Linked DNA regions of Homo sapiens: region 2 is linked to region 1. A link is a loop called in an ENCODE intact Hi-C map of the cell type or tissue named here. Cell type or tissue: HepG2. All regions are shown on one strand. Each heading gives the region's core, and the rest is flanking DNA. Links, peaks and the distances in the headings are about the cores only.

Region 1 (4,393 bases), core at 206-4,205:
AAGGGGTTTAAAAACAACTTCCGAACATCCGGGCTGGGGAGGGATGGGGGACAGAGGAGAGGAGGACTAGAAAGCGAAGGCCAGGCATGCCCATCCTCTCCGCTAAGCCCTGTTCATTAGGTTTATCCACACAGAGCTCACGTTGCCCACTTGAGTAGATACTGATCATGGCTTTCGGGCCACTGGAAATACACAGCTCAATATCATTCATTAACTGAACACACTGGGTAAGAAAAACACAGGATATTGGGGATTCCTTGGAAAAACAGAGTCTTGCCTGTAGTGCCCACACACAGCCCATTTTCCTGAGAAGGGCCCTGGTCCCGTGTCCGGGGTGCAGACCCACAGTCTGGGACTCTGAGGGCGGTCGCCACAGGTGGGTGCGTTGCCAAATCGTGGCTGCTTGAGAACATTGGGAGATCTTGCTACAGAGGTCCGTGGGTCCTTACCTTGGGAACGCCGGACACAGCGCACACAGCCCACCAACCCCAGACCCCTGGTGGTATCACGCTGTAAGCACAGAACTCCTACTCGCCTTGTAGTCCTCTCCATAATCCTCTCCAGTTCTCAAAACACATCATCAGCTTGATTTTCTCCTCGGCTGTGCCAGCATAAGCCAACCTGTTCCTTCCCACACCGTCTGGGCCTTCGGGCCCTGCCAGGTGGCACCACTGCAGAGGGGCAGGACTGAGTGGGACACATAGGTGTGTGGTTACCTGCCCGAGAGAGGGTGGCTGACCATCTGGGACACCATGCCCAGTCACACTCCCTGCCACACAGGCTGGCCCTGAGCCATGGCATTTAGGCCAAGGGGAGGGGCCCTGGCTGGCATTTGTCACACGTCTTCCCGTGTCTAAAGTGCAGAATTCGGGAAATACTTCTGAGGGCAGGATTGCCATGTAGCCAGCTGTCTGCCAGGGTTCATCCCAGGGCCCAATCCCACTGTGTGCTTCTTTACAGCTCATCATAAACAGGTCAGGACAAAAGGAGTTGCCAGCCAGGAGGGGAAGTGAGCTGGGGCCTAAATGATTGGTGATGAGCCGGGACTCACACTGCAGTGCCCACATGTGCCTCGATGGTGGCCTGACTCGCCCGTGGGGCTGGCGGGGATGAGAGTTGGCCTCTGTCGCAAGCACAGGGCTGGAGTCGTGGAAGCGGCTTCCCTGCAGCTGCTGCTGTCTCAGGTGACGGCATCTGGTACCTGAGCTGGCATTCAGTTTCTTTATAACCCACTGGGGTGGGGGTTCTGGAGGGCGGCCCTGGGCAGCAGCTCAACCAGGAGAATGGGCAGCCTGGAGGGTAGGTGGGGGGCTTAGCTTACCTTACAGAGTTCTTTCTACAACAATTCCTTTATAAAAGTGTAGTTTTCTTTAAAAATTGTATTCTTCTTAAATTAGATATTCTTCTTTAAAGTATAGAAGTAGTATATAGGTGCATGAAATAAAAAGAGTAAACATACCCCTTTCCTCCCACCAATTCTATGTCCAGTGAAGAGTTAGTTTTCTTTCTCTCTCTCTCTCTCTCTCTCTATATATATATATATATATACACACACACACACAATGAGCCTATAATACATTTTGTATATATGCATGTCTATATATACATGTCTCTATTTATATTCACATATGGCTATATGAATATATATACATATCTTATATTCACATATGTATATATGGACATGCATATATACAAAATGTGTATATGCATTTTTAGTCAAAACTTAAGCAATAACCTTCAATGCTTGTCTTTATAAGATGTTCTCCCTTCATCATATCGAGTACCTTTCCAGTCTGTCTGTCTATAGCTTTCCAGCAAACCCTTTCCAAAGACAGTGGAGAAGTTTCCAGCAGGAGCAGCTGCTGAGAGACCCACACTGCACATACAGGCCTTACCGCCCGCTGAGCGGGAAGAAGCGGCACAGTGGCTTCTCAAGGGACCACTGAAAAGAGGCGGTCATTGCATCGTAGCTGGAAACAAACGGGGAAAATGCCTCAGTCTCACCTGCTGACACTCGCTGAGATTTTAGAAGCCACGCGCTGCAATAGCGGCTGGAGCGAAGGGACTGCAAATAGGTCACGTCACCCAGGATGGCATTATCTCGCTTGGGGACAAAGTTCAAATTGTATGGATGTTTGTGGTTGTGAGAGCAAAGGCACGAAATTATCTTTGGAGATTTTTGGGCGTAATTTCCCATCACTGTATCTTTGTCTGTATAGACAAAAATAATTGATAGAAAAAATACCTAGAAAATTCAAGCATCAGCCGGGTGCTGTGGCTCAAGTCTTTAATCCCAGCACTTTGGGAGGCCGAGGCGGGCGGATTGCCTGAGCTCAAGAGTTCGTGACCAGCCTGGGCAACACGGTGAAACCCCGTCTCTACTGAAATACAAAAAATTAGCTGGGTGTGGTGGCGGGTGCCTGTAATCCCAGCTACTCGGGAGGCTGAGGCAGGAGAATTGCTTGAACCCGGGAGGCGGATGTTGCAGTGAGCCAAGATCGCGCCACTGCACTCCAGCCTGGGCGACAGAGCAAGACTCTGTCTCAAAAAAAAAAAAAAAAAAAAAAAAAAATTCCAGCATAATCAGCACTTTCTGCCCCTCATCCAGGCTTAGAAGACATGTAAGTGGTTGGCTCTCGGCTGTACAATCACAGCCCGGCTTCCTCGGCTATCCAATCACAGCCGTATTTGGCTCTCAGCTGTCCAATCATAGCCATACTTGGCCCTCAGCTGTCCAATCACAGCCCGGCTTCCTCCACTGCTCGCTGCACTCAGCTGGATCTTTTCCACCCAAAGTGCCACTTGCTCCAGTTTGCAGGGTTCATAGAAACGGCTGCTGAGCTGCAGACCTGGTGATGCTTGGGTCCAGCCGAGCTGCTCTCTCCAAAGCTGGACACTGCTCTGCCGCCCGTGTGGAGATGGGGTGTGGATAGCGTGTGTACCACCCCATACTCCCTATCGTCCCACCTGCTCTAGTTTTGGGATCGCACTTCTTCTCTCCATGGGAATTTCAGTTCTCTATTTTGCTTAGTTGTTCACTGTTTGGTTCCTCCACTAGAACTAGGCTTCTGTGAGAATGGAGACCCCTGGCCCTTTTATCAGTGTGGTACCCCAGTACATTAGGAAGGATGCCTGGCCCAGGGTAGACGCTCAATAAATAGTGTGGACGACTGTAGAAGTGGGTGCTGTATCCCAGGCTGCAGAGGGCTCATGGGAAAGGAAAAGGACCTACGAACTTGGAAAATAAAAAGGGTGTGTGTGTGTGTGCATGTGTGTGCATATGTGTGTGTGTGCATGCGTGTGTGCATGCGTGTGTGTGTGTGTGTGCACTGTGCACATGAGTGTGTTCTGAACCAGGACCTACACGATCCCCCTGACTATGAGAGTGGAACAGGCCAGATTCTCCGCACTCGGGCTCACCTAGCGTTGCCGCCCTGACAGGGAGAGTGGAAGACGGTGATCAATCACAGAGCTGCTGCTCTCCTTCATTCTGGTGCAAAATGAGGGTGCCTTAGCCCAATCAGATGCTGTTGTTCAGGGACCCTGCAGGCCCTTGACGGTCTTGGCTGGGTGGTCAGGCCACTCACATGTCCCAGGTGGAGACGTGGGCTGAGAGAAAGACCCAGAATCCCAGGACATCACCAGCAGCTTTAACCACACCGTGGAAGCTGGGAGGATTCACAAATGGTGTGAGGATGGGAGTATTTCCAGCCAGGCTTGCCACACGATGGGTCTCTGCCCTCTCTGATAAGTAATGGAAATTAGCTAAGGGTCTTGGCTGAGGGCCTGACATAGCCAACTGGCCCCAAAGCTTTTTCTCTGATTGGCTCTCTGGGTTCTCCTTGGCCGAGGAAGAAGCCAGAGCCCCGAATGCCCGCTCAGCTCAGGAGGTGGCCTGTCTAGCCAGGGGAAGGCGGAGTGGTCAGCCCCCGCCAAGATTTAAGATGCTTTGGAACATTTGCTAAGAGAAAATACTCTCTCAAGCCATGGTTGTGTTAGCACAAATTGTTCTTCCTTACACACACACACACACACACACACACACACACACACACAGCATGAGTACATTTATTTCCAAAGTGTGAAATTCCCTAAAGTAGCCAAGAACTCATTCTACTCCCTATAGATACCTTCTTCATCTTTATGTGGATAAAAAGATGTAAGATACATTTGAGTTTATTTGGTATTGCTTTTATTAACAAAGATTTCAGATGTAAATGTCAAGAAAATTGATATTAATTTGCTTACATGAGTACATTCCTTAAAAAAGCAAACCATTGGGTAGACTTCCCTTAAATTAATCTTTAGATTCTTGGCAGGAAGTTTGGTGATTTACAAGGTGATTCTACAGCATGAAGAACGCATGGCGCCTGTGGTGAACTCAGCCGTAGCA
Region 2 (4,393 bases), core at 1-4,000, 55 kb after region 1:
GATGGCGGAAGATGAACCTTCAGGGGCCCTCTTGAAGCCGCTGGTTTTTCGCGTTGACGAGACCACCCCGGCTGTGGTGCAAAGCGTCCTCCTGGAGAGGGGGTGGAATAAGTTTGATAAGCAGGAGCAGAACGCGGAGGACTGGAACCTGTACTGGAGGACATCCTCTTTCCGAATGACCGAACACAACAGTGTTAAACCGTGGCAGCAGCTAAACCACCACCCTGGAACCACCAAGCTTACCAGGAAAGACTGTTTGGCCAAACACCTGAAGCACATGAGGAGGATGTATGGCACTTCCCTGTACCAGTTCATCCCCCTGACGTTCGTCATGCCCAATGACTATACCAAGTTCGTGGCTGAATACTTTCAGGAGAGGCAGATGCTGGGCACCAAGCATAGCTATTGGATTTGCAAGCCTGCTGAGTTATCTCGTGGGAGGGGGATACTAATTTTCAGTGACTTTAAAGACTTCATCTTTGATGATATGTACATAGTGCAGAAATATATCTCCAATCCTTTACTTATTGGCAGATATAAATGTGATCTCCGCATCTATGTTTGTGTTACTGGCTTTAAGCCTTTGACCATTTATGTTTATCAGGAAGGGTTGGTTCGGTTTGCCACGGAAAAGTTTGACCTCAGTAATTTGCAAAACAATTATGCCCATTTGACCAACAGCAGCATCAATAAATCCGGGGCCTCTTATGAGAAGATCAAAGAAGTGATTGGTCATGGTTGTAAATGGACGCTCAGCAGATTTTTTTCCTACCTTCGTAGCTGGGATGTGGACGATCTGCTTTTGTGGAAGAAAATCCACCGCATGGTTATTCTCACCATTCTCGCCATTGCACCATCTGTCCCCTTTGCTGCCAATTGCTTTGAGCTCTTTGGGTTTGATATTTTGATTGATGACAACTTGAAACCATGGCTTTTAGAGGTCAACTACAGCCCAGCCTTGACCTTGGATTGTTCAACAGATGTGTTGGTGAAGAGAAAACTTGTCCATGATATTATTGACCTGATTTACTTAAATGGTCTAAGAAATGAGGGGAGAGAAGCCAGTAATGCCACACATGGAAATTCCAACATCGACGCTGCAAAAAGTGACAGAGGTGGGCTTGATGCTCCTGACTGTCTTCCTTATGATTCTCTTTCGTTCACAAGCAGAATGTACAACGAGGATGACTCTGTGGTGGAGAAAGCTGTGAGTGTGCGTCCTGAAGCTGCACCTGCCTCCCAGCTGGAAGGAGAGATGAGTGGGCAGGATTTTCATCTGTCAACAAGGGAGATGCCACAAAGCAAGCCCAAGTTACGGAGCAGGCACACGCCTCACAAGACACTCATGCCCTACGCGTCCCTCTTCCAGTCGCACTCCTGCAAGACCAAGACCTCCCCGTGTGTCCTGTCAGACCGTGGCAAAGCTCCAGATCCCCAAGCAGGCAACTTTGTTCTTGTTTTTCCTTTCAATGAAGCAACTCTCGGAGCTTCCAGGAATGGATTAAATGTCAAAAGAATAATCCAAGAGCTCCAGAAACTAATGAATAAGCAACATTCCTAAGTGGTAAAAAATCAAATCAAGAAAAAGTGACATGGATTTTTAAAAACCAAGGATCCTGTCCTAGAGAAAGCAATAGTTCAAGTCCCTACCTGTGCCACCAGCATGTTAACTATGACATTGGGACTGAAGATGTGGCCATATGTATAAATATAACAGCTCTGACAAAGCACAATATGTTCAAGTGGTGATTAAACTACATTACATCCCATGTTTATTTGCTCAGGTGTCTTGAAAGAATTCTACAAATACCACACAGCCTCCCACCAGTAATTGAATGTGCTACACTACGATTATGCTATGTATGTATTTAAAGAGGAGAAAAAGATTATTCTAATATTTTTAAAGGATTATTAGGTGAAAACAGTACAAAAGAAGCCAGGAGTTAACTTTCTGTGTGTTTTTTTTTAAATCAACCAGTTATTTGTTAAAATTATTTTGTTAACTTAAGATCAGACAATCATTCAGAGTGAGATAAATCACTGAAAGCCCTAATGACTCTGTTGTTTACAAATCCTGGGCTTGAAATCAGACTTTGCACCAAAGAGCTCCCTGTGGGGGCATCTTTGGGCTGTATTTAAATAGTGGCCCCTTGGCCTTGTCACCATTTGTTTACCATCACAGCATGTGAGGTCATGGCCTCCCAGATCAAAGTATGCTGTCATTCCTGCCACATAAAAAGCATCTGCAGTCCTAAGACATAAAAATTCCAGTAGGTTACTTGAAAACATTATTCTAGTGAAAGTAGTCAGATACAAAAGGCCACATGTTGTATGACTCCGTTGATATGGAATGTCAGAATTGGCAAATCCATCAAAAGCAGATTGGTGGCTTAGGGGAGGGGTAATGAGGAGTGCCTACTGATGGGTAGGGGGCTTCCCTTTGGGGTGACAGAAATGTTCTGGAACTATATAGAGGTGATGGTTGCACAACACGGGGAATTCACTAAGTATCACTCATGGTACATTTTGTGTTATGTGTGTTTTACCACAATAAAAAAGTTAAAAGCTGGCCATGGTGGCTCATGCCTTCAATCCCAGCATTTTGGGAGGACAAGGTGGGAGGATCTCTTGAGCCCAGGTGTTTAAGACCAGCCTGAGCAACATAACAAGACTCTTCTCACTTAAAAAAAAGAAAAATTATTTTTTTATTTTAAAAAAAAAGGTAGGGATGGGGAAGTGCAGACAGGCGTATCTCCCAGCAGGTTCCTGGGTGGGCAGGCCTGGTCGCAGGTCATAGCTGAGAAGAGCTGGAGCCAGTTGAGAAGATCCCCCGTGGACCAAGGTCAGAAGTCAGCCTGCAGGGGCACTGCTAGACGTGTGCCTCCAGGGTCCCCAGGTGGACAGAACCACTCTCAGTCTGCAGGCAGGATGGGCCAGGACCGAGGTCCAGGGCCCTTTGAGGATCTGCCATAGGACAGAGGTTGGCAAGCCTACTCCAGGGACGGAATTGTGTGTCTCCTGGCAGGACCCCGGCTCGGCAGAACTCTCCCAGATCATAGCCTGGTAGGAAAGGCTAGACCCGAGCCCCAGGGCTGTGTCAGGATCTGCAAGGGTCCAAGTTCATTAAGCTCCATCCAGGGGCACTGGTGGGTGAGACTCTAGCAGTTCCCTATGTGACTGGAACTTCTCCTGGGTGGCAGTAGAATGGGGCTGGAGTCAGCATTCAGAGCTTGTTCAGGCTCTGCAATGGGACAGAGGCCAGCAACCCTATCGTGGTGGCCTAGACCAGCGAGTCTCCCAGCAGGCCCCTGTGTTGTTAAGAGGGCTCCTGGGTCACAGCCGAGAGGGCCTAGAGCCAAGAGAGGGTCCCGTCAGCATCTGCTGTGGAACAAGACCCACCGCAAGCCTCTGGGTGTTTCAGATGGGTGGGTCTCTCTCTGGGTCCTCGTAGGAGCAGGATTAACCTGCAACCACAGCTGAGGGGGGCTGGTGCCAAGGCACAGGGTAATTTTCACATCCACAGCTGGGACCATGTAGGTGGACCTGCCTGCTGAGGCACTGCTGTGCGTGACTTCTCCAGGACTCCTTGGCAGGTGGTTTAGGTAGACTGAAAGTGAAGGGATGGAAAAAGATATTTCAGGCAAATGGAAACCAAAAGAGAGCAAGAATGGCTATCCTTATGTCTGAAAAAACAGACTTTAAGTCAATAACTGTAAAAAGAGACAAAGATGGTCCTTACATAATAATAAAGGGGCCCATTCATCAAGAGCATGTTACAATTTTTAAGTCTGTGTACCCAACATTGGGCCACCTAAATATGTAAAGCCAATAATAATCAATCTGAAAGGAGACATAGACTGCAATATGATAGCAGCAGGAGGGCTTCAATACCCGACTTTCAACAGCAGACAGATCATCCAGACAGAAAATCAGTAAGGAAACATTGGGCTTGAAACTCACATTGGCCCAACTGGACCTAACAGTCATGCACAGAACATTCTCCAGGATAGATCATAGGTGAGGCCACAAAGCAAATCTTAGCAGCTTTAAGAGGACTGGATTCATATCAGGTTTCTTCTCTGACCACAGTGGAATAAAAATAGACATCAAAAACAGGACGATTTTTTTTAAAAAATCACAAACATGTGGAAATTAAGCAATATGCTCCTGAACAACCACTGAGTCAAAGAAGAAATTAAAAAGGAAATTTTAAAATATCTTGATACAAATGAAAATGGAAACACAACATACCAAAACTTATGGGATGCAGCAAAAGAAGTTATAAAAGAAAAGTTTATACCAATAAATGTCCATATCAAAAAAAAAAAAAGATCTCAAATAAACATCTGAACAATGCATTTCAGGGAAGTAGGAGAATAAACTCAACCCAAAG

Evidence for each region. Hi-C counts contacts between places; a loop is a spot of excess contacts. Peaks named below come from ENCODE experiments on the same cell type or tissue, not always from the same donor. Only the 100,000 strongest peaks of a DNase experiment are listed, where the experiment ranks them.
Region 2: a loop joins it to region 1, with 7 times the contacts of the local background. A loop is called at or near these places in 8 of 110 quality-filtered maps.

Annotation. Positions count from the first base shown.
Region 1 is chr6:167,284,433-167,288,825 of GRCh38, forward strand. It overlaps a transcript of UNC93A not described here. Among named protein-coding and RNA genes, the nearest start is that of UNC93A, 4.7 kb to the right of the region's middle. RefSeq lists enhancers at 3,107-3,615, 4,189-4,393. In HepG2, for the core only: no CTCF peak of the experiment used is centred there; a DNase peak (open chromatin) is centred at 2,139.
Region 2 is chr6:167,340,119-167,344,511 of GRCh38, forward strand. It overlaps TTLL2 (tubulin tyrosine ligase like 2), which reads left to right. Exons shown (of 3, transcript NM_031949.5): 3 at 1-2,570. The coding sequence ends at 1,561. Among named protein-coding and RNA genes, the nearest start is that of TTLL2, 17 kb to the left of the region's middle. In HepG2, for the core only: no CTCF peak of the experiment used is centred there; DNase peaks (open chromatin) are centred at 1,773 and 2,163.